Regions from separate parts of the Homo sapiens genome. Here region 2 is linked to region 1. The links are chromatin loops, found by intact Hi-C in ENCODE. Cell type or tissue: endothelial cell of umbilical vein. All regions are shown on one strand.

Region 1 (2,500 bases):
GCAGTGCCCTCTCCCAGGTCTTCTGATCCCGAAGACTCCCCGTTCCAGGTCCCTCCCCTCCATCCAGCCCAGTAGCTTTGTACTCTTTGTAGTCTCATTGTTCCCCTGGGATCCACCTCTCCCGTTCCTCTACCCTCCCTTAGCCCTGCCCTGCCCTCGCCTACCCTGGTTGCTTTCAAGACCCTCAAGCCCCGCTCCTTCCTTAGTCTCTCTTTCCTACCGCCCATTCAAGACGTTTTCTTTTTCTTTTATTTATTTATTTTTTGACACAGAGTCTCGCTCTGTCGCCCAGGCTGGAGTGGAGTGGTGCGATCTCGACTCATTGCAACCTCTACTTCCCAGGTTCAAGCGATTCTCCTGCCTCAACCTCCCGACTAGCTGGGACTACAGGCACCCACAACCACGCCCGACTAATTTTTGTATTTTTAGTAGAGGCGGGGCTTCACCATTTTGGCCGGGCTGGTCTCGAACTCCTGACCTCAAATGATCCACCCACCTCAGCCTCGCAAAGTGCTGGCGTTACAGGCGTGAGCCACTGCGCCCTGCCTCAAGACGTTTTCTATTTGTCGACCCCACTCACCTTCCTCAGTACCACTCATCCATCCGGACACTCATTCTCCGGGCCCAGCCCCGACTAACCAGGCCCGCCTTGGAGCCTCAGCCCCGCTCCCTCCCTTAGGCCTATCCAGACCCTCTCGGGTTTCCAGGACTCTCTCAAGTTTCAACACCTTCTCACCGAGTCTAAGTCTTTGTTCTTCCCGTGTCCTCTTTCAGTCCAGCCTGTCCCCCTTGCGCGGGAAAGTCCTCCATCTCTAGTTCCCGCCCCATGCAGTCTCATCTGGACCGTTTCTACTTTCTGCGGCCCTGTCTCTTCCAAGCAATGCTCCTCCCCACCAGGTCCTGCCTAGCGGTGTTTTAGGTGAGGGCGTGCGATCTGTTTTGTTTCTCTCCGCCCCTTTCTCAGCCCAATCAGGACGGCCTCTCTCATGGTGGCCCCGCCCCTCCAGGCCAGTCGGGCGTCTTTAAATAGCTTGGATGTGTCCCCTCCTCCCTCTACCCCGCCCGCACTTTTTTCAGTTCAGTAAGGTCTCTCTCTATCGTATCTAGCCCCGCCTTCCCCTGGCTACCAGTGCTGCCGAACACAATTAGTAGTAACCGGTCCCGCCTCCCTTGACGCCCCGCCCCGCCCCTCCTCCCTGCTCTCTTAGAAAGAGCCAATCGCTCCGTCTCATTGGCGGCCCCGACTCGTCCAGCTGGGTCGCGTTAGAGTGCCCGCCCCACTCCTCCCAGCCACAGCCCCGCCCCACCTCCCCCAGGCCAATCAGTTTGGTTCCTCTCCCCTAAGCCACGCCCCCGCTACCTCGCTCCTCCTCCCACCCAATCCCGTCGGTCTCTCCCCCCGTGTCCCCGCCCCTGCGTCCCCGCCCCTCCCGCCCCGCCCCCCGTCCAATGCTGAGCTCAGTCTGCGTCTCGTCCTTCCGCGGGCGCCAGGGGGCCAGCAAGCAGCAGCCGGCGCCACCGCCGCAGCCGCCCGAGTCCCCGCCGCCGCCACCGCTGCCGCCGCAGCAGCAGCAGCCTGCGCAGCCCGGCCCCGCCGCGTCCCCGGCGGGCCCCCCGGCACCCCGCGGGCCCGGGGACCGGCGCGCCGAGCCATGCCCCGGGCTGCCGGCGGCGGCCATGGGGCGGCACGGCGGCGGCGGTGGCGACAGCGGCAAGATCGTGATCAACGTGGGCGGCGTGCGCCATGAGACGTACCGCTCGACGCTGCGCACCCTGCCGGGGACGCGGCTGGCCGGCCTGACGGAGCCCGAGGCGGCGGCACGCTTCGACTACGACCCGGGCGCCGACGAGTTCTTCTTTGACCGGCACCCGGGAGTCTTCGCGTACGTGCTCAACTACTACCGCACCGGCAAGCTGCACTGCCCAGCCGACGTGTGCGGGCCCCTGTTTGAGGAGGAGCTCGGCTTCTGGGGCATCGACGAGACCGACGTGGAGGCCTGCTGCTGGATGACCTACCGGCAGCATCGCGACGCTGAGGAGGCGCTCGACTCCTTCGAGGCGCCCGACCCCGCGGGCGCCGCCAACGCCGCCAACGCCGCAGGCGCCCACGACGGAGGCCTGGACGACGAGGCGGGCGCGGGCGGCGGCGGCCTGGACGGAGCGGGCGGCGAGCTCAAGCGCCTCTGCTTCCAGGACGCGGGCGGCGGCGCCGGGGGGCCGCCAGGGGGCGCGGGCGGCGCGGGCGGCACATGGTGGCGCCGCTGGCAGCCCCGCGTGTGGGCGCTCTTCGAGGACCCCTACTCGTCGCGGGCTGCCAGGGTGAGCGCGCTCTCGGGGCCCCCATCCACCCCACCCCCGCCTCTCCAGGCGCCCCCAGTCTCCCAGGAGCGCCCCAGCTCCAACCCTCCGGGTCCCTCTAGGCTTCTCAGTCTCCTAGAAGCCTCTTCCCCAATCCTGAGTCTCCTGGGCTCCTCCGAACACACCCCCCTCTCGCAGCCAT
Region 2 (2,500 bases), 330 kb before region 1:
GGCAACGCCCCCTGTCCTCCGGGGCTCCGGGTGGGTGGCCCCAGCCCGCGGGGCGGTGCGCAAGCGCTGCCGGGGCCCGCCCGGGCGTCAGGCCTCCTCGTTCGGCTCCGCCCCCAGGGCCTCGAGCATGCGCCGCCGGACCAGGGAGCGGCGCAGGTGCAGGCGGTAGTCGCCCAGCAGGAGGTCGTCGTGGCGCACGATCTGGTGCGCAAGCCCGCGGGGACTGAGCCCGGAGCGCAGCAAGCGCGAGCGCGTCTGGAAGTCCGTGACCGCGATGAGCCACCTGTAAGGGGGGTGGGGACGGAAAAGGAACTCGCAGGTCGTTTCAGCCCTGGCTTTGATCGTCGAAGAGTCCCTGCCTGGTCCCTGGAGTCGTTTACAGGCCCTGGTCCAGCGGACCATCGCTCCGTCCCTAAACTCCCCTCCAGCCCTGCCCTCTCGCCTGGGTCGCTCTAGGCTCCTTACGCTCTCTTAGCCTGGTTCTGCGTCCTAATCACTGTCTGTCGAGGCTCCATCTCAAACCGCCCAAAGGCCCGACCCTCCACTGGCGACTGCAGGCTGCGCTCTACCCTAGGCACTCCAGGCCTGTCCCCACCCTATCACCCCTGGCCCCACACCTACTATGTGCTCAGTCTCTTCCACCCCCTCACAGCTGCCTTTCCAGGCTCAGACCTCTATCCCGGTCACTACTGGGTCACTCAAACTCGGGCCCCTACTCACTCGAGATCCCTCCTTCTCTCTGATCTCACCGGACCTTACCTCCAACCGCGCTCACTCTTGGCCCCGCCCCTCAGTGGCTCTGCACCAATCTCGCTCTTATCTAGTCCCTCCTGGCCCCGCCCCCCCAAGCTGTCACTCCACTGTCGCCCCGCCTCACAACACCCTTACACCAACCACGCTCTTATCTAGTGGCTCCGGGGCCCGCCCCTCAGCACCCTTACACCAACCACGCTCTTATCTAGTCGCCCCGGGCCCCGCCCATTCATGCTTTCACTCTTGGCCACGTCCCTCAGCGCTCTAAAACCAACCACGCTCTTACCCGGTCGCCCCGGGCCCCGCCCCTCCCGCTCGCTCCAGGCCCCGCCCCCGCCGCTTACTCACCGGTTCCGGCGCCCAGCAGTCCCACAGATGACGTTCATGTTCTCAAAGCGGATGCTGCTCACGCGCCCGCTCTCCATGGCCCCTGGTAACTGGGCCTCCAGGGCTTGCAGCACCTCCAGGTGGGTAAAATCCTCCTCGGGCTGCGGGTGTCGGAGAGAGAACCTCAGCCCGTGGCCTCCTGGTTCATTTTGGGTTCAGAAGTCACCACCCTAGACCCCACCTGCAGAACCTGCCACAGAGTTCCAGGTGGCATTTGAGGGGCAAGGATCGCTCTTAATCCCAGGGTACTGTCGCTATGGTCAAAGGAGACGACAGATTATCTCTCAGATGGGAAAGCATCTACTATCACTCTAGGTCATTCTCCAAAAAAATCAATTCTCACCAAGCCAATTTGCCCCAAAGTCAATGAACAGTTGGCTGAATGATTCACCAACTTAGCCAACTTTACGAATCTACCAAAAACTTTCCCAGCAATTTGCAATGGATGCGCCTGAAAGTTCTTGAAAATTTCTGCCAGGATTTAAGTTACACACCTTTCCTTTTATATTCGTATTAGCATTTTAAGAATGTTCAGTAGTCAAAAGATAAGGGTCATAGGGGTTTTGATGTCTTGTCAATCTATTTAACATTCAGAAACGTGGACTGATCACTAAACACAGTTGCATCACGTGATTAGCATGTCAAGGGTGATAACAGTTGTCATAGCACATAAAATTGCTGAGGAACTAAAATGAAATGAAAATTTTCACGATTTCACTGAAAAATGATGTCACTTCCAGAAAGTCATTCCTTGACTGGGGTGAGAGGGGAGGCTGGAGAGTCCCTTGCTCAAAGCCACAAAGAAGTGGAGTGATGGGGTGGAGACTGATCCCTAAAACGAGGACAGCAATCCCTGTATGCAGGGTGGAGAGTTACACGGATTAGCTGAGAGGGTACCTTGGAGGCCTGTGCCTGGCACACAGTAAGCACCTATTGACATCAGCTCTTCTCAGTCAATTGTTGAGTGCCTGGGACTCTCATATATACCTCTTCTGATTGAAGGCAGGGAGGACCAGTTTACTGAATCTGTCAAAAACATGACCTCTTTCTTTCCCTCCCTCCCTTCCTTCCTTTCCTTTCCTTTCCCTCCCTCCCTTCCTTCCTTCCTTCTTTCTTTCTTTCTTCCTTCCTTTTTTTTTTGACAGAGTCTCACTTTGTCACCCAGGCTGGAGTGCAGTGGCACGATCTCGGCTCACTGCAACCTCCACCTCCCAGGTTCAAGCGATTCTCCTGCCTCAGCCTCCCCAGTAGCTGGGATTCCAGCCACCTGCCACCACGCCTGCCTAATGTTTGTATTTTTAATAGAGACGGGGTTTCACCATGTTAGCCAGGCTAGTCTCAAACTCCTGACCTCTAGTGA

The links. Peaks named below come from ENCODE experiments on the same cell type or tissue, not always from the same donor. Only the 100,000 strongest peaks of a DNase experiment are listed, where the experiment ranks them.
Region 2: a loop joins it to region 1, with 6 times the contacts of the local background. A loop is called at or near these places in 2 of 110 quality-filtered maps.

Annotation. Positions count from the first base shown.
Region 1 is chr19:50,328,032-50,330,531 of GRCh38, reverse strand. It overlaps KCNC3 (potassium voltage-gated channel subfamily C member 3), which reads left to right and starts at 1,155. Exons shown (of 5, transcript NM_004977.3): 1 at 1,155-2,319. The coding sequence starts at 1,450. LOC105372437 (a long non-coding RNA gene) reads right to left here and starts at 912. Exons shown (of 4, transcript XR_007067299.1): 1 at 737-912. RefSeq lists silencers at 1-27, 905-964, 1,045-1,594, 2,203-2,292 and an enhancer at 1,146-1,440. In endothelial cell of umbilical vein, no CTCF peak of the experiment used is centred here; a DNase peak (open chromatin) is centred at 1,191; H3K4me3 peaks cover 377 bases; H3K27me3 peaks cover 66 bases.
Region 2 is chr19:50,656,730-50,659,229 of GRCh38, reverse strand. C19orf81 (chromosome 19 open reading frame 81) reads right to left here. Exons shown (of 5, transcript NM_001195076.2): 4 at 1,102-1,241; 5 at 1-283. The coding sequence ends at 88. It also overlaps a transcript of SYT3 not described here. Among named protein-coding and RNA genes, the nearest start is that of C19orf81, 8.5 kb to the right of the region's middle. RefSeq lists a silencer at 980-1,069 and an enhancer at 1,290-1,359. In endothelial cell of umbilical vein, no CTCF peak of the experiment used is centred here; DNase peaks (open chromatin) are centred at 89 and 959; H3K4me3 peaks cover 893 bases; H3K27ac peaks cover 1,023 bases.